Linked DNA regions of Homo sapiens: region 1 is linked to region 2. A link is an interaction called in ENCODE POLR2A ChIA-PET data of the cell type or tissue named here. Cell type or tissue: PC-3. All regions are shown on one strand. Links, peaks and the distances in the headings refer to the core of each region. The heading gives the core; the rest is flanking DNA.

The links. ChIA-PET counts read pairs that join two places held together with the same protein. Peaks named below come from ENCODE experiments on the same cell type or tissue, not always from the same donor. Only the 100,000 strongest peaks of a DNase experiment are listed, where the experiment ranks them.
Region 1: POLR2A ChIA-PET joins it to region 2 with 6 read pairs; 2 of 35 experiments call an interaction of 5 or more read pairs at or near these places.

The regions. Positions count from the first base shown.
Region 1 is chr15:40,476,526-40,482,097 of GRCh38, forward strand. It overlaps the pseudogene RPL9P27. Among named protein-coding and RNA genes, the nearest start is that of CHST14, 8.3 kb to the left of the region's middle. In PC-3, for the core only: no CTCF peak of the experiment used is centred there; no DNase peak of the experiment used is centred there; H3K4me3 peaks cover 167 bases.
Region 2 is chr15:40,740,118-40,751,787 of GRCh38, forward strand. It overlaps RMDN3 (regulator of microtubule dynamics 3), which reads right to left. Exons shown (of 13, transcript NM_018145.3): 4 at 11,309-11,452; 5 at 4,860-5,142; 6 at 3,930-4,032; 7 at 16-76. Among named protein-coding and RNA genes, the nearest start is that of RMDN3, 9.3 kb to the right of the region's middle. RefSeq lists an enhancer at 412-1,284 and a silencer at 6,476-6,645. In PC-3, for the core only: a CTCF peak has its summit at 6,553 (motif pointing right); a DNase peak (open chromatin) is centred at 6,524; H3K27ac peaks cover 339 bases.

The DNA.
Region 1 (5,572 bases), core at 1,496-3,995, 270 kb before region 2:
TGGATGTTTCTTTTCTTTTGCTTTCTTTCTTTTTTTTTTTTTTTTTTTTGAAACAGGGTCTTGCCCTGTTGCCCAGGCTAAAGTGCAGTGTTGCAATTATAACTCACTGCAGCCTCAACTTCCCAGGCTCAAGGAGTCCTCCCACCTCAGCCTCCTGAGTGGCTGGGACTACAGGTGTGCACCACTATGCCCAGCTAATGTTTTCTATTTTTTGTAGAGACAGGGTGTTGCCCAGGCTGGAAGGATCTTTCTTTTTGAACAAGCCCCTGCCTGGCTCTAAAGAGAGGAAGGCATTTTTTCTCTTCCTAAAGAGAAAGACTAATAATGAACAGTAACTACTGTGAACTGAGAGTACCCGTGCTGGTGCTTTACATGCCTCATCCTCTCCATTCTTACAACCCAGCAAGGTAAGTAACATTATTTCCATTTTCTAGATGAGGAAATTGAGCCTAAGTGACTTGCCCAAAGAGATGGCAGGGTTGGGATTAAAAGTCAGCTCCAACTAAGGTTTTTCTTTTTCTATTTTTCTTTCTAACTTTTAGGTTCAGGGGATACACGTGCAGGTTTGTTCCATGGGTAAATTGTGTATTGCAGGGGTTTGGCATGCAAATTATTTCACTGCCCAGGTAATAAGCATAGTACTCACTGGGTAGTTTTTGCATCCTCACTCTCCTCCCACCTTTCACCCTCAAGTGGTCCCAGTGTCCATTGTTTTCTTCTTTGCGGCCATGTATACTCACTGTTTAGCTTCCACTTATAGGTGAGACAATGAAGTATTTGGTTTTCTGTTGCTGGTGTTAATTTGCTTAGGATAATGGCCTCTAGCTCTATCCATGTTGCTGCAAAGGACATGATTTTGCTCTTTTTTATGGCTGTGTAGTTTTCTATGGTGTATATGTACCACATTTTCTTTACCGAGTCCACTGTTGTCCATTTAAGGTTTGTTCCCCTCAAAATGAATATGCATTATAAACTACCCAGCTTATTGGCTTTGTGATGTGCCTCATGTTCCTCTTCTCTGATTCATGTCCCCTTCTCCAGTCCTCCTTCTGAACACTGCACAAATGATTCTGTTCACAACTCTCTCCAGCTATTATAAAATCCCCTAGGTTTGCCTACCTGAAGATCAACTTTCCAGTACTGTTGGACCCAGACCATGAATGTACTGGACTATCAGTTCAGATCCTCTGAGAAGTGGATACAAAGACAGAATTAGATGTGCAAGAGATTTATTGGGGAAAACACCTGTGGAGGATAAAGGAGAAGGGAGGAGCAGGAGGCAGAAACAGCCTACACTTGTGAAAGGAGAGAAGGAAGGAAGCATTGGGTAGGAAGAGTCTCAGATTACAGTGCAGCTCGAGAAAGTCTCTGAAAGGCCAGTGGAGAATCGCAGGCAAACATTGCCTATTAGAGGGGCTCTCTGTGGGCAGAAATGTTGCAGCGTTAGCACCCCAGGCATGTTCAGGCGTTGGGTAGAAGCAGCCAGGGGAAACCTGAATATTGAGCCAGACAGAAAGGTGTGGCAGCTGGAGGCTCTCAGCCAGCTGCACTTCTCCCAGCAAGTTCTCTTGAAGAACAAGCTGAGCAGTGCACCTCTGCGCAGACCTGGCATGTCTGCTGTGACTTATAGGTGTTGGCCCCCAGGGGTTTTGTTGACACAGTGACCTTTCAAACAACCAGAAAACAGCTGTGGGCCTAGCAAGAGCTCTAGGTGTCCTGGGGGTACTGAATTAAACTCTCCCCCATGGCCATCTCCTGGCTTTATAGCTGGACCACTGCCTCTGCCCTCCTTCTTTTTTTTTTTTTTTTTTTTTTTTTTTTTGAGACTGTCTTGCTCTGTCACCCAGGGTGGAGTGCAGTGGCATGATCTCGGCTCACTACAATCTCCGCCTCCTAGGTTCCAGCATTTCTTGTGCCTCAGCCTCCCCAGTAGCTGGGACTACAGGTTTGTGCCACCATGCTCGGCTAATTTTTGTATTTTTAGTAGAGATGGGGTTTTGCCATGTTGGCCAGGCTGGTCTTGAACTCCTAACCTCAAGTGATCCACCCACCTTGGCCTCCCAAAGTGCTGGTATTACAGATGTGAGCCACCGCACCCAGCCTCTGCCCTTCATTTGAGCATGGAAGACATGCGCCATCACTGTGCCGAAATGCTCATGCTATAATTTTCAGGACATTTTCTCTGCAATTTACCCAACTTGCTGTAGGTTTTGATTATGTGTGGTTTGTGTCTTTGTCGATAGTTGGTGGATATTGATGCTCACCTTTGTCTACTTTCCTCTCTCATAGGCTCATATCCTTAGCTGGGGTGGAGGGAGCAGACTCACCCAGAGGCTGAATCTAGATGCTAGTGTCACGGAGCTTTCCGGGATATCATCCAGTCTTCCTCTCAATGTGGTTATCTGGCTGGACTTAAACTCCAGGGGCAGCCTGAGAGGGAAGGGAAATTCCCTCAAAGAGAGTGTCCAGGGACCTGCATGCATATGAATGCCAGATTTTCTGTAGCATCCTTCTACTGAGCTCTTCAGCTCATCACTGCCTGATCCTTGCTTCAACAGAGGATTCATCTACAGAGGAGAACTCATAGAGGCACAGGGAATCACAGGATCAGCCCTGATCTGTCATTGTGAGGGGGCAAGGAGGACCAAGTTCAGGCAAGGTCATTTACTGCCCCCTGAACCCTCTAGCAGGAAAGCTGTGCCAGCCTCAGCCTTGGGGTAGGGCATTAGGGAACAGAGAGATATGAGGAGCTTCAAGGGTTCAGGAAGGAGGAGCCTGTGGTGCCATTCCTGCCAGTGGCCCAGCAGTGTCCCCAGACTTGGCTGGGCTGCTGGCTCACTGCTGGGTTGCAGATGAAGAAAAGCAGATATTCAGCCTCACAGCAGCCCAAGGAGCAGGAGCCCACAAAACATCACCTGATTATGTTTCTGTTCTCAGTGCTGGAGAGACAGAGCTGCCTCTGTGACTCCCGCCAGAGCCCAGGGGCAGCAGAGTCCTCAGAATCCAAGCACCATCATGGCCAGAGGGGCCACCAGAGCAGAGAAGTCCACGGGAGGTGGAGATCAGGCTGGGCTCTTTTTTATTTATTTATTTTTTTTTTTGAGACAGAGTCTCGCTCTGTTGCCCAGGTTGGGAGTGCAGTGGCACGATCTCAGCTCACTGCAAGCTCCACCTCCTGGGTTCAGGCCACTATTCTCCTGCTTCAGCCTCCCGAGTAGCTGGGACTACAGGCGCCCGCCACCACGCCCGGCTAATTTTTTGAATTTTTAGTAGAGATGGGGTTTCACTGTGTTAGCCAGGATGGTCTCAATCTCCTGACCTCATGATCCACCCACCTCAGCCTCCCAAAGTGCTGGGATTACAGGCATGAGCTACTGCGCCCAGCCAATATATTCTTTCTTAAATCTGTGGCCAGGCCTATAATTGTTATAATGAAAATTAGAAAACCTACAAAATGTCACAGGATTAAACTTTAAAGTCTGTCTCAAAGGACTCACAAAGTAGTGATTCACTTTGACCCCCTCAAAGATCAAATATCAAGCAATTTACCAGTTAGTGTTTTTAAATGGTGTGTAGCCCTTATTGGACTTTAAGTTCCATTCAAGATGGCATTGTCATTCCCAGAACTGCAGACTCCTCTCTGTCCTGCTCCCCAACTAATCTTTTGAACATCCCAGCTGCTCACATTGTCCCTCCACAACACAATAGCTTTTCCAATTGTTCTGGTGACCTCACTGTATGTTTCCGTGCTACTCAACAGCCTGTGGAATGGCGGCCAGCCTTGGACAGTGCTCTAGCCCCATGGCTGTGCTCTTCTTTGGGGGCAGCTTCCTCTTGGCATTGCCTCCTCCCTGCCCTCAGGAGACACTCTCTTCTCTGCCATCTTCCTCTGTGGTGTCGTGTCCTTACTCAAAAATACAAGTCCGTGTATCACCACACCTGACTCCTTGATATCGGGTGGTTTCTCTTCTGTCATTCCAGCTCTTGAAGTGTCTAGAAAGCTCAGTTTTACATTCCTTTTCTAGAAGAAACCTGGAAAATAAGTCTTCCAGGACCTGGCTGGAGGATACAGCTTGAGGAACATCACCCAGAGCAGCATTAAAGGATGTTTCTTTTTTTTTTTTCCCAAATCAATAGGTCTTTTATTGCATCATTTAAATATCACAAGTAGGTTTTAGGAGTCATCTGACATCTTGCTTCTGTAGCTGGACAACTCTTAGATCTTAGTCATCAGCCTGCTGAACAGTTCATTTTTCAGAGACATATATGCCATCCAAAAATTTCCTGATATCCTTGTTTTTAACTGTTGTGGCTTGCTGAATTTGAAACAAGCTCAATGTCATTTCCTTCAAGGATTAATCCATCTTTCTGGGCTTGAGATACTGAACAAGCAACACCTGGTCTCATCTGAACCCTGCGGATGTATTTTTCACCCAAGAAATTTCGGATTTCAACAAGAGAACCATTCTCCTGGATAATGATGTTGATGGGGAAGTGAACATACACAGACCTCATCTTGTAACAGAAGCCCAGTGTCACACCCTTGATCATGTTCTGTACGTGACTACAAATAGTCCAAATGGTAACCAGTTCCTTTCTGTTACTGCACCATTTGTCAACCAGGAGCCTCTTTTTTTTTTCTTTCCAAGAAGATTGAGTTCTACATTGATGTGATTGAAGTTCCTCCACAGGGTTCCTCTGGGGCCTTTCACGATAACTGTGTGTCCTTTCAGAGTAATGTCGACATTTTCTGGAATGTCGATAGTCTGATTGCTGAAAATGGTCTTCATTCACACAGTAGATGCGGCAAAGAAAGAAAGGATGTTTCTAGACCATAGTTTTGTTTTTGTTTTAATTGTGATAAAAAACATGTAACATCAATTTACCCTCTTAACAATTTTAAAATGTACAGCACAGTATTAACTACACACACACACTGCTGTACAGTAAAGCTCCATAACCTTTTCATTTTGCATGACTGAAACTCTATTCCCATTGAACAATTCCCCATCTCCCCTCCCTCCCCACCATCCCCTGGCAACTACCACTCTGCTTTCTGTTTCTATGATTACTTTAGATACCTCATATAAGTGGAATCATACAGTATTTGTCCTTTTTGACTGGCTTATTTTGCTTAGCATAATGTCCTTAAGGTTCATCCATGTTGTAATATGTACCTGAATTTCCTTCTTTCTAAGGCTGAATAATATTTCATTATTACACCACATTTTCTTTCTTTCATCCAACAATGGACATTAGGTTGTTTTCACATCTTGGTTATTGTGAATAATGTGGCAATGAATGTGGGCATGCAAATATTTCTTTGAGATCTTTATTTCAAGTCTTTTGGCTATATTCCCAGAAGTGGGATTATTGGATCATATGGTAGCTCTATTTTTAAGTTTTTGAGGAACCTCCATAGTGTTTTCCATAGTAGATGCACTATTTACAATCCTACCAACAGTGTGCAAGGTTTTCAATTTCTCTACATCCTCATCAATACTTGTTTGTGACGGGGTTTCCCTAGGTTGCCCAGGCTTGACTCACATTCCTGGGCTCAAGCCATCCTCCT
Region 2 (11,670 bases), core at 5,112-7,611:
GCAGGGTGTTATTACCACAGGTGACAGTCAGCACTCTCATCCCCCTTCTCCAGAGCAGCCTCTGCTTCTTCTTTTCCTGTAGGACGAAGGTAGATCCAGAGTTGACATAGCTCTTATGCACACTTTCATAGGAAGGCTTGTGGGAAGAATGACTGCTTTAGCTCTCACCAATCCCTACCCAGCTTGGACTTGTTTGGAAATAGTTGTGAACTTGAGCAGAATGAAAGGCCGCAAAGAAGCCAGTCACAGTGGCTCACGCCTCTGTGCTGTGTAATCCCAGCACTTTGGGAGGCTGAGGCGGGTAGAGCGCCTGAGGTCAGGAGTCGGAGACCAGCCTGGCCAACACAGTGAAACCCCATCTCTACCAAAAATACAAAAATTAGCTGGGCGTGGTGGCAGGCGCCTGTAGTCCCAGCTACTCAAAAGGCTGAGGCAGGAGAATCGCTTGAACCCAGGAGGCAGAGGTTGCAGTGAGCCGAGATTGCACCACTGCACTCCAGACTAGGTGACAGAGCAAGACTGTCTCAGAAAAGGCTGCAAACGGCTTCTAAGGGAAGACTTCAGGGATGACTTCTGCTTCACCTTGGCTTCCCCATCTGTCATTAGAAACCCCAGTTACCTTCTTTTTATAATGCCCACCTGATGTGCTTGAAGCAGATTTTAGCATTTAAAATATAAAAGGATCCAGCCAGGCACGATGGCTTATGCCTGTAATCCTAGCACTTTGGAAGGCCGAGGTGGGTGGATCACTTGAGGCCAAGTGTTTGAGACAAGCCTGAGCAACATGGTGAAACCCTGCCTCTACTAAAAATATAAAATTAGCCAGGCATGTTGGCACATCCTGTAGTCCCAGCTCCCCAGGAGGCTGAGGCAGGAGAATCACTTGAACCTGGGAGGCAGAAGTTGCAACGAGCCAAGATTGCACCACTGCACTCCAGCCTGGGCGACGAACTCCACCTCAAAAAAAACAACAACAACGGATCCAACACAATCAGAAATTGTCCCCAACAGACCTTACTCTGGAGGGGCAGTGTCCATGAATCTCAAGTTGTATAAAATTTAAGTAAGTGGGGAGAGAGATCACAGCTTTGAAAAAATTCCCTAAAGGGGATGGGTACATTGGCTCACACCTGTAATCCTAGAACTTTGAGAGGCCAAGGAGAGGATAGCTTGGGACCAAGAGTTCAAGACCAATCTGGGCAACATAGGCAGACCCCATCTCTTTAAAAAAAAAAATTCTCAAAAGGATCCACGATCCAACAATATTAATTAGCTCTAGGCCAAAACTCTTTCACAAGAGCCACATGGACTGAGGTCTGACCAGAGATGACGTTCACTTAGTCTTACCCGAGTTTTCTAGGTTAGTGTTCTAACAAAGAAATGAAAGCCCATAAACATGAAAGTTCTGACAAGCGTCACTTAAGAGTATCGAGGCTGGAGCTTACGGACCACCAGATAAGGACCATCATGCCTATGCACTGGAGAAGACACTGCAACATAGGATTTTTTTTTTTTTTTTTTTTTTTTTTGAGACAAGAGTCTCACTCTGTCGTCCAGGCTGGAGTGCAATAGCACGATCTAGGCTCACCGCAACCTCCGCCTCCAGGTTCAAGTGATTCTCCTGCGTCAGCCTCCCGAGTAGCTGGGATTACAGGTGTGTGCCACCACACCTGGCTAATTTTTGTATTTTTAGTAGAGACAGTTTTGCCTTGTTGGCCAGGCTGGTCTCAAACTCCTGACCTCAGGTGATGCGCCCACCTCAGCCTCCCAAAGTGCTGTGATTACAGGTGCGAACCACCGTGCCCAGCCAAGAATTCTTTGAAGAAAACAAGTTTGGAAGGGAACATGGAGAAAATGGAACAAATGTAATGCATTGAGGTGGTAAACTGGCTAATCTGAAATGTTTTCCTTTTTTTATTTGAGACAGGGTCTCTCTCTGTTGCCCAGGCTGGAGTGCAGTGGTGCAATCTCAGTTCACTACAACCTCTGCCTCCTGGGCTGAAACAATCCTCCTGCTGGCATGTTCCACCACCATGCCTGGCTAATTTTTTAAGTTTTTTTTTTTTTTTTTGTAGAGACAAGGTCTCACTATATTGCCCAGGCTAGTCTCTAACTCCTGGGCTCAAGCAATCCTCCTGCCTTGGCCTCCCAAAGTGCTAGGATTATAGGCATGAGCCACCACACCTGGCCACAAATGCATTCTTAAGACAACTGATGCTGTGAAAGACTCTACCTCTCTTCCCAAAGAGAGGGACCACATGGCCCCACCAATGAGGGACGCTGCCTCTTTGGGGATTTCTCTCTGCCCTCTTCAAAGTACTGTCTCACTAGGAAAATAATAGCAAAGAATGAGACAACTAGTTCCTGCCAAGCTAGACAGACAGTGTTGTAGACAAGACATTGCCTGAGACCCCACAGAATGACTGCCTCCTGGTGGTCCAGCTCCTAGAGATACAATGAAATAAACTTTATACCCAGTAAGGATAATTCTTAAAGGCTGTGATCTCAGAGCAGAACCTTCAAAGACATTCCATAGTCATCTGACCTCCAGCAGGTAAAGCTTTGTCCATGGGTGCTAAGCTCAGGAGGCCAGACCAACCAAGTGCTGCCCTGCTAACCACTGCCTCCACTTCTGTCTTTGGGGTTCATGCTGGCTACTAGCACTAATAAGAGATGACCAATGATCAAGAGGGAAAGGAAAGGTTGTTGACATGAAGAGTCCAAAAATCAGCCCAAAAGCTGAGAATCCTCATCTGAAATTTAGGAGGGAAAACAAACTTTTGGAGAGAAAAAGTAATCATAAATAAGCATCTTTTGTTAAAACTTCCAGGAATTTTTCTGAGGGTCTACAGAGACATCCTACTCAATTGGTCTGTTCTTTCTCCATTGACAGAATTCTACAAATGTTTAGAATGTTAACTTTGAGGTACTGTTTGAGTATACATTATCAAGGATTCAATAATATTTGTAAGGCTGTACTTACAATAGAAAGGTAGACAAATCCATTTTAGACAGTTAACTGGCCAGGCACAGTGGTTTATGCCTGTTATCCCAGCACTTTGGGAGGCCTAGGTGGGTGAATCAGTTGAGGCCAGGAGTTCAAGACCAGCCTAGCCAACATGGCGAAACCCCATCTCTGCTAAAAATACAAGACTTAGTCGGGTATGATGGCATGTGCTTGTAATCCCAGCTACTGGGGAGGCTGAGGCAGGAGAATTGCTTGAGCCCAGGAGGTGGAGGTTGCAGTCAGCCGAGATCAGGCCACTGAACTCCAGCCTGGGCAACAGAGAAAGACTGTTTAAAAAAAAAAAAAAAATAGATATTAACTGAACCACAGACCTAGAAACCCATTACCCATTGATGGTACCTGACTCAGTGTGTGGAGTTCAGCAGGACACATCAGTCTCTAAAGTCCAAGCATTCTCTGACCTCATGACAGATAAGGCCAAGCCCTGAGCCTGGCACAGGTCAGATGCACCCTATCCTCCAGGGTGGAGCCTTTGCCAACAGACTTGCCAAGTGGATTCCAGAGTCTTCTAAGCTAGCTATATTCTTAGAACACCTGCCCCACCAGCTCAGAAAACTGAAACCAGATTTCTAAGCAGCAGCAAAAAACCTCAGGTTAAGAAAAAAGGTTTTGCCCTCTGTGGCTAGAGTGAGAAAAACGAATAACATTGATAGGATACAACTACTCCTAGAAACACATGCACGTGTGTTACTAATCAGCATGATATACAGATAAGCAAAGACTGCTCTCTTCTTCCAGAGGAGAAAGCAAGGGTCTTTGGGAGCCAGAGTTTGTCCCTAGTGGGTAACTGAGCCACAACTGCTGACAGCATCTTGGTGGTTCCCCGGGTCCCCAGGCAGATGGGCCAGCCCCACCCCTGAATCAGTCAGTCACCTTCCCACAGGAAGCTGTCAGCACTTACCATCTAGGGCATATGACTTCTTCTCGCTCACCTCCTCAGTGAGCTCACACATGTCACTGTAGGCTCGGGCCAGGCGCCAGAGAAAGTCCTGCCGGCTTCCATACTGCAGACCAGACAGAAACGGGTGAGGCCCCTTTTTCCTCAACTGTGGAGAATGGGGGCCTTGGCCTTCCCCCACACCCTAGGTTTGAATTTCCAAGCTAGTATGTTACAGTCATCAATATCAGGCCAGCTCCTACACGCAGCCTTCCCCCCAGTCATCCCTTCCCACGTGCAGTTAATGTATGACACATTCTCTGTCTAGCCAGTAGCTTGCACAATTACGGGGTGAGGGCATTCTGACCTCCTAGAACTGCTGGGAGGAAAGGTCAACTCCAAGATGTCATAAGGCACGAGAGGTCTTTTGCTGACACATGAAGAAAGTGTGAAAGGAAAAGGGAAACTTCTAACTTCTGGGGGGGGGGCATTTATACCTGGGTGGGCATATATTCTGTCAGTGAACCTGACAAGAGAATTATGGTTGAGTGACCTACACAGTTGTCGCTTGTAATGGGGCTGGCAGCTTGGACTCTGCCTCAAGGGAAATGAGGAGAAAAAAAAAATACAGTTCTTTCCACATTTCCCCCTAGAGGTGAGAGGTAGAGCTCTTTCTGCAGTAGCTCTACAGAAAGCAGAGAACTACACTCCCCCTCCCAAGAGGGGAGGCAGCTCTGGGGCAAGCAGTACACTGGCCCTAGGATCCACGCTGGGCCTCCTTGGAAGAGGATATGTGACCTGGGGGACAGATGCAAAACCAGCTGTCTCACCATTTCTCGTCCCATGTCACCTTGTAGGGGCAGTAACCACACGGGCCTTCATTCCCCAGGGGTCAGGAACAGAGAGATGGAGGGAGGGAGGGAAGGAGAAGGAGACAGGCAGCTGGAGCCTCACCACCAGCTTGTTGTTGAGCAGCAGCTGGAAGCCCTCCCGCTTGCCTTGCTCATCACCCCTGTGCAGCTCGTCGGCCTGCTGCAGGAGGGGCAGCACATCCTCCAAGCCTGAGGAACCTCCAGCCTCCAGGGCACTGGAGGCACCTGAAGCTGCCTCTTCCTCCAAGTCAAGAGAATCCTTTCTCCCCATCTTCACAGTCTCACAGCTCACTTCATCTTCCCCGTCCTCACTTTCTTTGTCAGAGTCCCGCTCATTGTCAGACTCCGCATTGGCTGTTGTGTAACTGGCAGAGAAATGTAAGGGACAACAAGAGGATTATTCAGCTCAGAGCCCCTAGGGTCTGTCTATCCCTCACCCCCAAAGAAGCACTCTACATGGCATTGTCCAAAGCACCAAATCACAATCATTCATACCTCTTAAGGGCAGACTTTTTTTCTTTTTTTTTTTTTTTTTTGAGACAGGGTCCCGCTCTGTCACCCAGACTGGAGTGCAGTGGTTCGATCTTGGCTCACTCAAACCTCCACCTCCTGGGGTCAAGCAATTCTCCCACCTAATTTTTTTGTATTTTTAGTAGAGACGGGGTTTTGCCATGTTGCCCAGACTGGTCTCAAACCCCTGGCCTCAAGTGATCCGCCCACCTCGGCCTCCCAAAGTGCTGGGATTACAGGCATGAGCCACCATGCCCAGCAGAAATCATTATTTGAGAGAAAGTTTCCTATGGGAACTAAGGGCTGGGAAAATGATCCAGGAAGGAAAGAGCAGACAACCAGCTGAGGCCCTGTGACAGTTAAGGCAAATGTGAGAAGTCCCTGCTCGTTTTTGCCTTATCAGTCAGAGACACTTGCCACAACCAACATGGGTGGGTGCAGCCTCAGGCCATGGGCAGCCACACACACATCCACAAACTCGCAACCTCTGGCCCAAGTCAACAACCAAACCTAAACCGCAACAGGAGTAGCCCATAGTAACCTTGAGAACTTAAGGGTGTGAGGAGAGGTGATAGGAACCACTTTGCAGCCAGAAGCAAGAAGGGGAAGACAATGCAAACTACCCCCTGAAAAGGTGTTTGGGGGGCTGCCATATGCCAGGTGGCTCCTAAGGAGCCCCAACCCTGATGCACCCACTAAAGAGGAAGCTGAGTTTCTCTTGGATCTCAGCCACCAGCAGCTGATTAGGGTGTTTTCCCTAAATGCCTAAAATAGATAAGGACTGAGCAGGGGAAAAGGTAGGACTTCTGGGGGTCAGAAGCAAACACAAGGCTGGGGGCGGTGGCTCACGCCTGTAATCCCAGCACTTTGGGAGGCCGAGGCGGGCGGATCAGGAGGTCAGGAGATCAAGACCATCCTGGCTAACACGGTGAAACCCTGTCTCTACTAAAAAATACAAAAAATTAGCCAGGCATGGTGGCAGGTGCCTGTAGTCCCAGCTACTCGGGAGGCTGAGGCAGAAGAATGGGCGTGAACCCGGGAGGCAGAGCTTGCAGTGAGCGGAGATCACACCACTGCACTCCACCCTGGGCGACAGAGCAAGACTCCGTCTCAAAAAAAAAAAAAAAAAAGAATAGGCTCCCTGTGGCTGGAGCAAAACAGGACTGAAGGAGAGATGACACACCACCTACAAATAAAGTCAACAACTGACAGCCTAATGTCAGGGCAGAAGTGCTGTCCTGCCCAGAAAACCAGAAACCACAAGGTGGCAGGCTCTGAAGGCTCTGGAAGTGAGCAGCCAGACCTGGTACCCAGTCCGTGCTGACTGCATCCTTACAGAGGAGCTTCAGCCTCATCTAAAAAAGAGGCCCCAGACACATCTACTACAAGAACTTGTAAGGTATTTAAAACCTTTCCTAACTGCACCTTTGTTTTTTAAGAGGTTATCCAAGTAGATTTCCCCTTTAGTTATTAGAAAAAAAAAAAAACACCTTTAGAAATCAAAGGGACAAGGATAAGTGTCATTAGATTTCGTAACCAACCTGGGTACTGATGAGGGAGACCACCCACAGGCAACCTAGAGAATGAAACTCCCAACTGCACCTGCCAGATTGAGAAAAATCAAACCAGAGTCTCCTCTGCCCAGCCAGGCCCAAATGCAAAATGGGTAGATGGTTTATCTGGAACGGGAAGCTGGAATTGCATCATCTCCCTTTGCTAGAAGGAGGGGGAGACCCTATTTCTTGCTGAGTTGAGGGCTGCCTCAGCCAATCAGGAGTCCAAAGAGGAGTCTCTCTGCCTCCAGCACTCCCAGGGAGGGACCTAGCCCTGCTGGAGCCCAGGCATCAGCACAGAATCCCCTGGGACCTGAGCTGCGATGCTGCCATCCCTCTGGATCCTAAAGGCCCAGCTCACAAAGCCAAGAAGAGAGGTCAGGGAGCCTTGCTGCCACAAACAGAGTGAAAGATGGTAGAGCCCTGTGAGGCAGGGAGGCTCCAGGGAAGCTGGCATAGAAAGTAGACTTTAATTGCATCTCAGCCCCACTTTAAGGAACCCTCAACAATCTGAAACCCTACTGCCTGAGGCAGCTTCTGGGGCCTCAGAAGAGATTAATCACATGCCAAGGGCTACCACATTTACACCATTCTCTCTCACTTTCCACCTCCCAGACTAACCCAGCCAGCCTTTGGAGAAATCTACCAGAGAGGAGTGACCCTTTTAACATACCCTGAGGCTTTTGAGATCTGCCAGAGACGAGCAGGGACCTTTGAAAAGGCCCTTTGGTCCTGTGCACTCCGGAGGACAGGAGTTCCCACAGTGGGCCAGAGACCCAAGGCTCCCTCTGAGCAGAGACTGCCACTCTACTCTTAAGCAGTAATGAAGGACTCAGTTACACACATCTCTCCTCCTGGCAATTAAGTTTCTCTTAACCTAAACCATGTTAGAGACTGAGTATGAGGCCTTCAAAGATAACCAGGCACATGGACCCTGACCTTGAGATAAGACCCAACTTAATGAGGTCATAAATGCCCAAGAAGGAGTCTTCACGATGAGGCTGCAGGCAATTTCTCTTGGCTGAGATGCCTGGGAAGGCTTGCTGGAGGAGCTGGTATTTTAGGGCAAGTTGGGTTCTGACAGAGGGAACTCAAGCTGTGTTTGGTACAATGCCCGGGGAACAAGCTCACAGAGCTGCACAGTGATTCTGCCTCTGCCACCCTCAATCTCCTGAGACCTCAAAGTTGTTATTTGGAAGAAGGAAGGAATACAGCTTTCAGTGAAATCAAGCAGCCCATCAAATCTCAGCCCTTCATCCCTCAAAGCAGCTCTCCTTGCCCCAAGACACACATGTTCAAAGCCATTTCAGAGTTTGTAGACTCCTAGAGCTCCCCCCTTGACCTACATGGCAATGACCATGGCACAAAGAATCATTCACCACGGCCACTGCCCTAGAGAACAGCCGGCTCAACCACACAGTGTTGCACCACCACCTGCTCTCATGCCACGGGACTGGGCATGGGACACAGCCTGAAGGCGCTATAATTAAGAAATCCACTCTTCCCCTTGCCCCATCACAGGTGTCTGGCAGCCCTGGCCTGCTCCTTGTGGCCTTGGGAGTCCCAGTGAGCACCCCTAGCAGTGAAGGACCCCCAGGTGTCCCTGGTTAACTGCTCTGGCTCCCACTGACCCCAGAAGTTTGTACTTCTTTATTTTTTTGGGATGGAGTCTTTCTCTGTCACCCAGGCTGGAGTGCAGTGGTGCAATCTCGGCTCACAGCAAACTCCACCCCCTGGGTTCAAGTGATTCTCCTGCCTCAGCCTCCGGAATAGCTGGGATTACAGGCATGCACCACCACGCCCAGCTAATTTTTCTATTTTTAGTAGAGACAGGGTTTCACCATGTTGGCCGGGCTGGTCTCGAACTCCTGACCTCAAGTGATCTGCCCACCTCAGCCTCCCAAAGTGCTGGGATTATAGGCATGAGCCTCCACACCCCAGCCTCAGTAATTTTTTTTTTTTTTGAGACAGAGTACTGCTCTATCACCGAGGCTGGAGTGCAGTGGTGCCATCTTGGCACACTACAGCCTCCACCTCCTGGGTTCAAGTGATTCTTCTGCCTCCGCCTCCTAGGTAGCTGGGATTACCGGTGCCTGCCAACATGCCTGGCTAATTTTTGTATTTTTAGTAGAGACGAGGTTTCACCATGTTGGCCATCTGGTCTTGAACTCCTGATCTCAGGTGATCTACCTGCCTTGGCCTCCCAACGTGCTGGGATTACAGGCCTGAGCCACCGCGCCTGGCCTAGTACAACTTCTTTAAATCATCACAAAGAGGACCAGGTGCGGTGGTTCATACCTGTAATCTCAGCACTTGGAGGCTGATGTGGGAGAACTGCTTGAGGCCAAGAGTTCAAGAACAGGCTGGGCAACACAGTGAGACCCCATCTGTACAAAAAAAATAAATAGAATTGGCTGGGCATGGTGGCACATGCCTGTAGTCCCAGCTATTCAGAAGGCTGAGGCAGGAGCACCACTTGAGCCCAAGAGGTTGAGGCTGCTGTGCTGTGATGGCACCATGGAACTCCAGCCTGGGCAACAGAGTGAGACCCTGTCTCAAAACAAAACAAAACAAAAACAAAAACAGTTGTGAAGGGCCTCAAGCTTTCTTTGATTTTGGGCAGAGCTGTGACCTCTCCTTCTGTTCAACCTCCTTACAGAGTTCAAACATCAATTCCCCACCCAAGTGGCCTGCTTCCTTGGGTTGCAGAGATGTTCTTTACATCTCAGTGCCCACTATCAACTACTTCCTCGGTCTCTCTCTTCAATTCAGATGTATCAAATATTAATTTCATTTTTGCCCCCTCTTTAACACAACTTCTGGAAGCATCTCTTGGCCCAGAGCCATTTAGGTAAATTGAATAGAAAAGGGCCACCTCTGTTTGCCCTTGAGAATGCAGATAACAGGGATCTGACAACCCAGGCAACAGCAGTCCCCCATGGAAGAGCAGAGAGCTCTTCACCACCACTCCACAGGTTTCTGGAGACCCCGGAGCACTCATCAAATCCAGCGTTGGTGATAATGACATTTCAGTCAACCACGGACTGCGCATATCAGTGGGTGCATACGATTATAATGGAGCTGAAAAATTCCTATCACCTAGTATTTACATTGTATTTTATTTTTCTGAGGCAGGGTCTCACTCTGTCACCCAGGCTGGAGTGCAGTGGCACAATTATGGCTCACTGCATCCTCAAACTCCCGGCCTCCCAAGTAGCTGGGACTACCGACCCATGCCACCATGCCCAGCTCGTTTTTTTTTTTTTTTTTTTTTTTCTTTGAGATGGAGTCTCACTCTGTCTCACAGGCTGGAGTGCAGTGGCGCAATCTCGGCTCACTGAAACCTCTGCCTCCTGGGTTCCAGCAATTCTCCTGCCTCAGCCTCCCGATTAGCTGGGATTACAGGCATGCACCACCACACCTGGCTAATTTTTGTATTTTTAGTAGAGACAGGGTTTCGACATGTTGGCCAGACTGGTCTCAAACTCCTGAACTCAGGTGATCCGCCCACCTTGGCCTCCCCCAGGTAGTTATTTTATGTAGAGACGTGGTCTTGCTGCCTTGTCCAGGATGGTCTCAAGCTCCTGAACTCAAGCAATCCTCCTGTCTCGGCCTCCCAAAGTGCTGGGATTACCCATGAGCCACCACCACACCTGGACTGATTTTAACTTCTAGTTTCCATGTACCTGCTTATAGCTAATTCCTCTGATCCAGCATAAAACTTGGCTGTTCTCTACACCAGTCTTTCCCTTAAGAAGAATAAAGGCTGGACAAGGAGAAATCGGCCTCTAGGCCTCACACAGGCTACCTGAATAACTGGAGCTAGCAGCAGATAAGGTCAGATGGGTCAGATGCTGCTACTGACATCACACTCTATCCTTGGGACCAGAGTTTCAAAGTGGTGCTAGTGGTTTAAACTCAAAACACCCTTAGCATGACCAGACTTGGAGGAGGCTGTCCACCAGACTCCTGCCAGCTGCCCCGCCTCACAGAAAGGCCTATCGTCAGCCCTCCTGGGCCACTGAGAACTCAGGACATCCACCTCCCACCTGTAAAAATGCAAAGGATCACAGGCAAGGCTCCCCTGTGGGAAGAGGGTGACTCCCAGGGAGGAGCATGCTTCGTGCTTAGACATCTCCGTATACCAGCTCAGCCACCCAAGGAAAGGAACAAAGTCAAACAATGCTTATCAAGTCCTTGTGATAACACAGAAAAATGCCCAAATAATATATCATAACTATGTAATAAACTAAGATAACAGATGCAAGCAATAACTGCTATTAACATCTACATTTGTCTGAATGACATAAATTGGATGGGTTTTTTGTTTCAACTCTTCTGTATTTATTATACTCTTACCTGTTCCAAAAATCATTTGCAGCAGCTTGGTTTGAATTTTCCATTGATAATACTTTTACAAAACACAACCTGGCTGTAGCCATAACTGCCTCCAAGAGAGACAACTCACCCCCCTTCACTCTCAGCATCTGTGAACGTGGCTCCCGAGGAGGCCGTGAAGTAGACAGAGCTGGAGCCAGTGGAGTCACTCCTCTCCCGGACAAACGGAAACCTTCGCCGCCGAGCCACTCTCTGGTTCTCTTCCATGTGGCATCTGGAAAGCAGGCCCCATCCCGAAGGGTACCATTAGGTCCCATCCAGCTTGTCTTTCTGCTCACCATGGGGTGCCTCTTACTACTGCTCCTCATTAAAGGGCTAAAAGCAGAGAAAATCCTAAGTCTCTAACCCTCAGGAGGGCAAGCAGGGCAGCTTCCTGGGCCCAGCCCGCACAGACAGACTAGGTTAGGCAAACAGAGCGCTTCAGCTGCTACA